Regions from separate parts of the Homo sapiens genome. Here region 2 is linked to region 1. A link is an interaction called in ENCODE POLR2A ChIA-PET data of the cell type or tissue named here. Cell type or tissue: GM12878. All regions are shown on one strand. Links, peaks and the distances in the headings refer to the core of each region. The heading gives the core; the rest is flanking DNA.

Region 1 (5,371 bases), core at 59-5,058:
CAGCAATCTAGAATTTTATCAGTTTCCTCAAAATTAATACATTGAAGTCCTAACCCCCAGTACATCTTAAGAATGGGATTGTATTTGGAGAAAGTGTCTTTAAATGACAAGTAAATATGAGGTCTTAGGATAGACCCTAATCCAATGACTGTTGTCCTCCTATATAAAGAGATTAGCACAGAGGGAAGAAAGAAGATAGCTATCTGCAAACCAAGGAAAGGCCTCAGAAGAAACTAATCCTGCTGACACCTTCGCCTTGGATTTTCAGCCTCGTGGAAATGTGAAGAAATAAATTTCTGCTGTTTAAGCCACCCAGTGTGTGATACTTTCTTATGAAAGCCTTAGCAGGCCAGGCGCGGTGGCTCACGCCTGTAATCCCAGCACTTTGGGAGGCGAGGCAGGTGGATCACCTGAGGTCGAGAATTCGAGACCAGCCTGACCAACACGGAGAAACTCGTCTCTGCTAAAATTACAAAAAATTCAGGCGGGCACAGTGGCTCACGCCCATAATCCCAGCACTTTGGGAGGCCGAGGCAGGAGGATCACAATGTCAGGAGATTGAGACCATCCTGGCTAACACGATGAAACCCTGTCTCTACTAAAAATACAAAAAATTAGCCAGGCATGGTGGTAGGCGCCTGTAGTCCCAGCTACTCGGGAGGCTGAGACAGGAGAATGGCATGAACCCAGGAGGCGGAGCTTGCAGTGAGCTGAGATCAGGCCACCGCACCCCAGCCTGGGCAACAGAGCAAGACTCCATCTCAAAAAAAAAAAAAAAAAAAAAAAAAAAAATTCGCCAGGCGTGGTGGTGCATGCCTGTAATCTCAGCTACTCAGGAGGCTGAGTCAGGAGAATCGCTTGAACCTGGGAAGTGGAGGTTACGGTGAGCCGAGATCAGGCCATTGCACTCCAGCCTGGGCAACAAGAGTGAAACTCGGTCTCAAAAAAAAAAAAAAAAAAAAAAAGTGCTGGTTCACACCTGTAATCCCAGCACTTTGGGAGGCAGAGGCAGGCGGATCACGAGGTCAGGAGTTCGAGACCAGCCTGGCCAATATAGTAAAACCCCGTCTCTACTAAAATTGCAAAAATTAGCTGGGCGTGGTGGCACGTACCTGTAGTCCCAGCTATTTGGGAGACTGAGCCAGGCCAATCAGTTGAACCCAGGAGGTAGAGGTTGCAGCGAGCCAAGATCACGCCACTGCACTCTAGTCTGGGTGACAGAGCAAGACTCTGTCTCAAAAAAGAAAAAGAAAAAGAAAAAGAAAAAAAGCCTTAGCAAGCTATATGATCATGTCCCAGATAAAACAAATTTAAATTATCAAAACCTGTGGTTAGGCCATGAACCAAAAATGATTCCTACATTTTTTAAATGTATATTTTTAAAAAAACACAGGAGGCGGAAGTTGCAGTGAGCCAAGATCACACTACTGCACTCTAGCCTAGGCAACAGAATGAGACCAAAAAAAAAAAAAAAAAAAATGTGAATGAGATAAGAGATATTTGTGGCCTGCAAAGCTGAATATTTACTGGCTGACCCTTTATACAAGTTGGCTAACACATTAAAACTACAAACAGGGCCGAGTGCGGTGGCTCACGCCTGTAATCTCCAGCACTTTGGGAGGCTGAGATGGGTGCATCACCTAAGGTCAGGAGTTCAGAGACCAGCCTGGCAAACATTATGAAACCCCATCTCTACTAAAAATACAAAAAATTAGCTGGGTGTGGTGATGGGCACCTGTAATCCCAGCTACTCAGGATGCTGCAGCAGGAGAATCGCTTGAAATAAGGAGGTGGAGGTTGCAGTGAGCCCAGACCACGCCATTGCACTCCAGCCTGGACAACAGCGTGAAACTCCGTCTCAAAACACAACACAAAAACTGCAGACCAGGCGCAGTGACTCAAGCCCATGATCCCAGCACTTTGTGAGGCCAAGGCTGATGGATCACCTGGGGCTGGGAGTTTGAGACCAGTCTGACCAACGTGGAGAAACCCCGTCTCTACTAAAAATACAAAATTAGCCAGGCGAGGTGGCGTATGCCTGTAATACCAGCTATTTGGGAGGCTGGGAGGGGGAGGGGGAGGGGGAGGTGGAGGTGGAGGTTGCGGTAAGCCGAGATCACGCCACTGCACTACAGCCTGGGCAACAGAGAGAGGCTGTGTCTCCCCCCCCAAAAAAAAAAAAAAAGCCAAAATAGGATTGGAACCCAGCATTTCTGACAGAAGGCTTATTTTTTTTCACTTCACAAAAAGGGACAATAATTTCTCCAGCGGTCCTTTTATTGCAAAGTAACTAACCATGTCTCTGTACTTCCAGTTTGTTTTATTATATAATCTAAACTAGCTTCTGCATACTTGACAACATGATAATGGAGTCCTGAGAGTCTAAAATTTGTTATGGAGGCAGTGAGAGAGTGATATTTGACCTTGAGTCTTTCTTGAACAAAGAAAAATTCTTTTATCTCCTGGGGATGTTAAAAGAAGAATGCTTCAGGGTCTAAAACCAAAGCAAGAAAGTAATTTTTTTAAAAAAAGAGTGCTCAAAAGACGGAATGTGGAAAGCCACAAGAGTTGCTTGATAGAAAAGTGCTAAGTGGGTATGCGTGGTGGTTCATGCCTATAATCCCAGCACTTTGGGAGGCCAAGGCAGGTAAATCACTTGAAGTCAGCCTGGACAACATGGTGAAACCCCATCGCTACTAAAAATACAAAAATTAGACAGGCATGGTGGCGCGCTCCTATAGTCCCAGCTACTTGGGAGGCTGAAGCACAAGAATCCTTGAACCCGGTGGTGGAGGTTGCAGTGAGCTGAGATCGTGCCACTGCACTGCAGCCTGGGTGAGAGAGTGAGATTCCGACTCAAAAAAAAAAAAAAAAAAAAAAAAAATAGTGCTGGCTAAGTGCGGTGGCTTATGGCAGTAATCTCAGCACTTTGGGAGGCTGAGGTGAGCAGGTCACCTGATGTCAGGAGTTCAAGACCAGCCTGGCCAACCACCGTGGTGAAATCCCGTCTCTACTAAAAATGTAAAAATTAGCTGGGCATGGTGGTGCACACCTGTGATCCCAGCTACTAGGATGGCTGAGGCGGGAGAATTGCTTGAACATGAAAGGCAGAGGTTGCAGTAAGCCAGATAGCGCCACTGCACTCTAGCCTGGGCGACAGAGTGAGACTCCTTCTCCGCACCACCCAAAAAAAAAAAAAAAAGTGCTACATTTTCCATAAAACATTACCTTGAACAGCTTTCACCTTTGTATCTTAGAGTGGAAACTACCACATAAAATAACTCGCTAGGACAGAGGTTCACAAGCCTTCCTGGTATATAGTGCCCTTGGTGTCTGAGGAGTTTTGTTGTGCTCTTAAGCCAAAAGGAGTAACTAGCAGTTGCTTTGATGACATAGCTGTATCCAAGCAACATAACTATATTGTCTTAGCAGCCTAGTAGCTATTGGAAAAACGAATTTACATTATTGGAAAGAAAAATATATATAGTTTCTTATATAACCATACCTATCAATGGAATGTGTATGGCTTTTGGATACTATATAACTTCTCAAACTTTGAAATGACTTCTATCATCTCACTCCTTGTTCCCCATTATTATTATTATTTTTTTTTGGTGGGGTGGGTACCTGTGTTTTTTTGAGTTATAGCAACCACCAGAAATTCAGTTTTTAGAAGATGAAACTTAATGGAGGGGTTTGCAGTACAATCTCATATTGAAACTGAACAACCTGAAACTAATAGTTTGCTTAGTGTCTTGGCTTATGTTGAGTATCACTGAATTACTCTGAAATTTAAAATATCCCAAGGTAGTTGTGAGTTCCTCCATGGGGCCCTGATACATCTTGGCACATGATTTGGTAGCCACAGGCCACAGGACTAGCAGGTTTATTCAGAAAGTTTTATAGTACTACAGCTGATTACAGAAGATCTCAAATATCTTACGGTTTCCCTGAGCAATGAGTATGTGGGAGACAGCTTGGTGTCAGACATTTATAGGCAAGGTGTTTGATACCTAAGAAGGAAAAACCATTTATGAACTCCAGGAACTACTTTTTTCCTTTCCATAGCAGAACTTTGATGTCTCATTCCTCACATATTACAAATAGGTATTTTTAATTTATTTATTATTTTTGAGATGGAGTCTGGCTCTGTCGCCCAGGTTGGAGTGCAGTGGCGTGATCTCGGCTCACAGCAGCTTCTGCCTCCTGGGTTCAAGCAGTTCTCCTTCCTCAGTCCCTTGAGTAGCTGGGATTACAGGCGCCCGCCACCAAGCCTGGCTAATTTTTGTTTTTTAGTAGAGGCAGGTTTTCACCATGTTGGCCAGGCTGGTCTCGAACTCCTGACCTCAGGTGAGCCACCCGCCTCAGCCTCCCAAAGTGCTGGAATTACAGGAGTGAGCCACCATACCCAGCCTGTTTTGTCTTTTATAATAAAATGTGCATTGCACATAGTAAAACTATCAAATGGATTAAAATAACTGGGACACTTTTCCTAGCAAACTGTTTCCATCTAGCTTCTTTGGTGCATCAATTTTTTATAGTGAAGGGTGCTTGCAGTGTTTTATAAATTAGAGTTATAACTCACCAGATACTAACATATTAAAATTATGGTATTTAGGAACAAATACGGTCTCTGTCCTTTCAAGGCTAACAAAGAGACCTTTTAGATAGGACTATAGAGGATTTTAGGTTATGCAAAATGTAATTGCTTGGATTGGTATATATAGCCCTTCTATTGAGCTTAGAAATGCTTGTCACATCAGCATGGAATAGGCTGGGCACTGTGCCTCATGCCTGGAATCCTAGCACTTTAGGAGGCCAAGGTGAGAGTATCATTTTGGGCCAGGAGTTCAAGACCAGCCTGGGCAACACTGCGAGACCACATCTCTGCCAAAAAGAAAAAAATCGCTGGCCATGGTGACACATGCTTGTAGTCCTAGCTAACTGGGGGGCACTGAGGTGGGAGAATTGCTTGAGACAAGGAGTTTGAGGTTATAGTGAGCATGGTTGTACCACTGCACTCCAGCCTGGGCCACATAGCAAGACCCTGACTTAGAGAAGCATGGAGACCAGGAGTGATGGCTCACATCTAATATCAGCACTTTGGGAGCCCAAGGCTGGCAGATTACTGGAGGCCAGGAGTTCAAACCAACCATGCCAACATGGCAAAACCCTGTCTCTACTGAAGATACAAAAATTAGTTGGGCATGGTAGCATACCTGTAATCCCAGCTACTTGGGAGGCTGAGACATGAGAATCGGTTGAACCCAGGAGGCGGAGGCTACAGTGAGCTGAGATGTGCCCCTGCTGCACCCCAGCCTGGGCAACAGAGTGAGACTCTGCCTCAAAAAAAAAAAAAAAAAAAAAAAGC
Region 2 (5,361 bases), core at 1-5,000, 840 kb after region 1:
GGCGCACATCTGTAATCCCAGCTACTCAAGAGGTTGAGGCAGGAGAATCACTTGAACCCGGGAGGCAAAGGTTGCAGTGAGCCAAGATCATGCCACTGTGCTCCAGCCTGGGCAACAGAGTGAGAATCCTCAAAAAAAAAAAAAATTAAAAAAAAAAAAAAGTACTTGCCTAGAGTGTTTGTTTGATAGCAGTTAACACATACTCAGCTTGGTCATTTTGAGTAATGACTTTTTTTTTTTTTTTTTGAGATGGAGTTTCTCTCTTGTTGCCCAGGCTGGAGTGCAGTGGCGCGATCTTGGCTCACTGCAACCTCCGCCTCCCGGGTTCAAGCAATTCTCCTGCCTCAGCCTCCAGAGTAGCTGGGATTACAGGTGCACACCACCACGCCCGGCTAATTTTTTGCATTTTTAGTAGAGACGAGGTTTCACCATGGCCAGGCCAGGCTGGTCTTGAACTTCTGACCTCAGGTGATCTGCCCACCTCGGCCTCCCAGAGTGCTGGGATTTTAGGCGTGAGCCACTGCGCCCGGCCGAGTAATGACTTCTTAAAAATAAGAGGTACAGTTGTTTAACTTAATCAGGTTTCTTATGTGCAGAGTCAGATTCTTAGGGGAGAGAAAGAGTAAATAATTAGGCCTTGTCTACTAGCTTGAGGGAGCCAGGAGTTACCTGTTCCAGGCAGGAATCCTGAGAGAATGTACAGCTGTGGAAATTGGGTGAAATTCTAACAAGGAGACGGGATAATAACTTCCCCTCTTTTTTCCACTTCTGCTTTCCTACTCCCAACCAAGAGCTGGGATGTTTGTGTCTAAGTTCTTTGGGGGCTATGTGCCTGAGATGGTGCTCACCCCTGATGATCAGCGCCTGCTGGCCCATGTCACCCTGGAGCTCCAGCACTATCACCAGCTACTTGAGAAGGTTCGGTAAGTAACTGACACCTCTGTCTTTTCTGCTGGCATGTTGAGAGCCTCCTTGTATTGGTCTCTGTAGGACATTACACCTTGGCCTGCTTCCTCCCTTCCCAGGATCCGGGATGCCTTGCGCAGTATCCTCACCATATCTCGACATGGCAACCAATATATTCAGGTGAATGAGCCCTGGAAGCGGATTAAAGGCAGTGAGGCTGACAGGTAGGTAAGCGGGGAGGGTTGGCTAAAGGCATAAAGTGGCTTGTAAGCTGTATCCTCCTGGAGGTCTTGACTAATGTCTCCTCTTCCTCAGGCAACGGGCAGGAACAGTGACTGGCTTGGCAGTGAATATAGCTGCCTTGCTCTCTGTCATGCTTCAGCCTTACATGCCCACGGTTAGTGCCACAATCCAGGCCCAGCTGCAGCTCCCACCTCCAGCCTGCAGTATCCTGCTGACAAACTTCCTGTGTACCTTACCAGCAGGACACCAGATTGGCACAGTAGGTGGAAGAGCCAGCCTCTCTTAAAATTGATACTCTTGCCATGCAGCTTTTGGAGTGGGTGAGAGAAGACCTAACATCTCTCCAGTGTTACTTTGGTCATGGGACTCCTAAGTTTCTGATATAAAGTCCTTGGTAGTCGTTCACAAGTCCGGAATTATCTGTACATCTTCATTGTTCTTCATGCCAGAAACCAGAACCTGGCACACAAAACTAACTGGTAAACAGATATTTGAAGAAACACTGTGATCACCTAGTCTCCATAATGCTAGCAGATAGTGGGCAGGGAAAATACAGGAAAGCCATTTCCTCTTTGACACAAAATGAAAAAGTAAGTACATTGCTAAACTTCTGGATCAGCCTAGCATCCTTAGAGAGCTTAAAGAATCTTTGACCCTACAAATTATTTGGGGTTTCACAGGGAAAGCTACAGCTAATTTCCTAAAATCAGCAGATATTAGCTCAGTGTTAAGCTCGTTCTTTCTAAAACACATCAGAGATTGGGGTTGGAGAGGTCATCTGTATAGTCTATGGTAGAGTCTGTATCCAATCAGTAGATGATTCTGGAACTCTTTTTTTACAGGTCAGTCCCTTGTTCCAAAAATTGGAAAATGACCAGATTGAAAGTTTAAGGCAGCGCTTTGGAGGGGGCCAGGTGAGAAAGCTAAAGGCTGTGCCCTCGCTCCACAACAGCCACAGCATCACTTCCCTAATTTCCCTAAGTAGTCCTCACCCATCACTCTTTCCATCTTTTGGCCCTGCCGCTTCCTCACTTACAGTTTTTCTTTCCTGTCTTAACTAGAAGAGACCTTCGACTTAAAGGTAACCACTTTCCCTCTGAGATGCTGTATAAAACTGGAGGTTAGGGGATATTTATGGTTGCTGGTGATAACTTTGTTGTTCTCCAGGCAAAAACGTCCCCGAAGCCAGCAGTTGTAGAGACTGTTACAACAGCCAAGCCACAGCAGATACAAGCGCTGATGGATGAAGTGACAAAACAAGTATGAAGCTTAAGCCCTGTGGGAGACTGGACAAGCTGAATCCTAAATAGATCTTTTTCTTGCCTCACTGTTACCTCCCCACCCCCCTTTATCTTAGGGAAACATTGTCCGAGAACTGAAAGCACAAAAGGCAGACAAGAACGAGGTTGCTGCGGAGGTGGCGAAACTCTTGGATCTAAAGAAACAGTTGGCTGTAGCTGAGGGGAAACCCCCTGAAGCCCCTAAAGGCAAGAAGAAAAAGTAAAAGACCTTGGCTCATAGAAAGTCACTTTAATAGATAGGGACAGTAATAAATAAATGTACAATCTCTATATACAAGCTGAGACCTTTCCTTTTGTCTACTCCAAGCCTTCCCCCTGCGTATGTGGGATTGAGGGTCACATCATTGGCACTAGTGAGAGGGTAGTCAGTAGCCACTTCTGGGAAAGGTGGGTAGTGTGGCCCAAGTGGGGGACTGATGCTCCCAATTGTTCATGCTTGGTGCAGATTCACCATTCGGTCAATCAGAGCTCGGCGAGTCGCCTCTACTTCCCTGGTCAGGCGCTCGATTTCCTGCTTGAGCCGTTCATTCTCTTCAGCTAGCTGTGCCACTTTCCTTTCATTCTCCTGTTCTTTCTCCTTCATGCGCTGCTTTCCAGCCCGGGCTGGGGAATGACCACTCTGTTTCCGTTTCCTGGTTCTCCCTTGGTCTTCCTCCTCTTCCTCCTGAGCCAGGGAGCTCTGACTGGAATCTGGAGAGTGAGGGCTCTGGGAGGTGCTTGTGACCTCTGCTGGTTCTGGCTCCTCCTCAGTCAGCCAAGCCAGAGAAGCAGGGTCAAGAGTGGTGAAGATTTTTGATTCTTCCTTCAAGGAAATGAGGAAAGGGAACATAGATATTAGTTGAGAAGGGAAAGGTAACATCCCCCTTTAGCTTTAGGGCTAACATTCTTACCTCTTCATTTCCAGGAGGTGAAACATAGGTACCCCCATTTTCATCTGAAGACAGGACCTCTTGCAGGTCCTCATACCAGGCTTCCAGCTCCCAGCTGGACAGTGTCCCGAAGGAGAAAGGCAATGACTCAGCTGCCATCTCTGCAGTTGGATCAGTCTGGAAAAGCACATCTGCAGGATAATGGGGAGTGGCTGGAACAAGCTCCATGTAGCAAACAGTCTATGCCACAAGTTGGCAAGCTGGTCTGATGCCTGTTTTTGTAGGTAAAGTTGTACTGGAATACAGCCACATCTGTTTATTTACATATTGTTTATGGCTGCTTTGGTGCTACAGTGGCAGAGATGAAGAGTCACGCTAGAGACTATAGGACTTTTAACATCTAAAATATTTACTGTCCTGCCGTTTAAAATTTTTGGAAAAGGGTAGGTTAAGTTTACCTGCTTTCAGGTGTGGTGATGTATGAAGATACACTTCCTTCTTGAACACTGTGGGCAACAAAGAGAAATGTCAGCCATTTTTGGAAGGGGGAGAGGCAACTTACTTTTCTTTTTCTTTTTTTCTTTCTTTTTTTTTTTTTGAGACCAAGTCTTGCTCTGTTGCCAGGCTGAAGTGCAGTGGTGCGATCTCGGCTCACTGCAACCTCTGCCTCCTCGGTTCAAGTGATTCTTCTGCCTCGGCCTCCCGAGTAGCTGGGACTACAGGCGCGTGCCACCACGCCCAGCTAATTTTTGTGTTTTTAGCAGAGATAGGGTTTCACTATGTTGGCCAGGATGGTCTCCATCTCTTAACCTTGTGATCCATCGCTTCCCAAAGTGCTGGGATTATAGGCATGAGCTACCGTGCTGGGCCCTTATTTTTCTTTTACCTCCAGCCTCCTACTGGTCCTTCCTTACTTCTGGTCTTGTGGGGTATGCATACTTGGTCCCTGTAGCCATTTCGAAGGGCAGAAGAGGGCCTGACTTTCTTTATTTTTAGTTGCTGACATTTGTAGTCCTGGTTACATAATAGTAAAGTCCTGGCCAACTCAGCTTTCTCTAAATCCAAAGCAGGCCTCAAATCTGCCAGGGTAAAAACTAAACTACAGGGAAGGGAACAAATCATAGCATTTTCCTAACTCCATTCCCACAGGGCTGACATCCTCCAAATGTACATTTCCAGTCTGGACCTCTTCCAGAACTTCAGACTCTGCTGTCTACTGCCTACTTGCCATTTCTTTTTCAATGTCTAATAGGCACCTAAGACTATGTGCAAAGGCAAACTCTTGCTGATTTTCCCCTTCCAAGGTCATCCCCATCTCAGATGACAACTCTAGTTGCTTAAGCTAAAAACCTTGGTATCATCCTTCATTCCTCTTCTCTCACACCCTGCAATCCAAAGTACTAGCAAATTTTAACTCATTCCTTTTTTTCTGAGACGGGTCTCACTCTTTTTGCCCAGGCTGGAAGGCAGTGGCGCAATCGGCTCACTGCAACCTCCGCCTGCTGGGTTCAAGCGATTCTCCTGCTTCAGCCTCCGGAGTAGCTGGGATTACAGGCATGCACTGCCATGCCCGGCTAATTTTTGTATTTTTAGTAAAGATGGGATTTCACCATGTTGGCCAGGCTGGTCTTGAACTCCTGACCTCAGGTGATCCACCCACCTCTGGTCTCCCAAAGTGCTGGGATTACAGGTGTGAGCCACCATGCCCGGCCCTTAACTCATTCTTTAAAAATGAGTTTTTAAAACCTTTGCTTAGAAGAATCTAAACACTTCTAATTCCATTGTTTCCAATCTAGATCAATTCACTACCATCTCTAAATTACTGCAGAAACTTTCTGACTGCAGAAGGTCTTCCCATTTCTTCTCTTGCCACCCCTCCGCAACTCTATTCACCATACAGCAGCCTGAGTGAGCCTTTTAAAACAGGTCATTCCTCTGCTCAAACCCTCCAATGACTTCCTATTTCATGTCATGGAAGTCACTGAAGGGTTTTGAGTGGAGGAATTACCTAAGGTAATTCCTGACCACCTGATGTAACACTC

Evidence for each region. ChIA-PET counts read pairs that join two places held together with the same protein. Peaks named below come from ENCODE experiments on the same cell type or tissue, not always from the same donor. Only the 100,000 strongest peaks of a DNase experiment are listed, where the experiment ranks them.
Region 2: POLR2A ChIA-PET joins it to region 1 with 9 read pairs; 4 of 35 experiments call an interaction of 5 or more read pairs at or near these places.

What each region holds. Positions count from the first base shown.
Region 1 is chr12:56,674,063-56,679,433 of GRCh38, forward strand. The region is part of intron 1 of PTGES3 (prostaglandin E synthase 3); the gene reads right to left. Among named protein-coding and RNA genes, the nearest start is that of PTGES3, 12 kb to the right of the region's middle. In GM12878, for the core only: no CTCF peak of the experiment used is centred there; no DNase peak of the experiment used is centred there; H3K4me3 peaks cover 394 bases; H3K27ac peaks cover 1,335 bases.
Region 2 is chr12:57,513,929-57,519,289 of GRCh38, forward strand. It overlaps MARS1 (methionyl-tRNA synthetase 1), which reads left to right. Exons shown (of 21, transcript NM_004990.4): 16 at 792-923; 17 at 1,026-1,130; 18 at 1,222-1,408; 19 at 1,992-2,063; 20 at 2,317-2,409; 21 at 2,507-2,724. The coding sequence ends at 2,653. DDIT3 (DNA damage inducible transcript 3) reads right to left here. Exons shown (of 4, transcript NM_004083.6): 2 at 3,778-3,825; 3 at 3,341-3,510; 4 at 2,665-3,252. The coding sequence starts at 3,478. The coding sequence ends at 2,881. LOC128125814 reads right to left here. Exons shown (of 2, transcript NM_001414991.1): 2 at 3,784-3,825. The coding sequence ends at 3,784. It overlaps MIR616 (microRNA 616), which reads right to left and starts at 5,331; the gene lies at 5,235-5,331. In GM12878, for the core only: no CTCF peak of the experiment used is centred there; no DNase peak of the experiment used is centred there; H3K4me3 peaks cover 637 bases.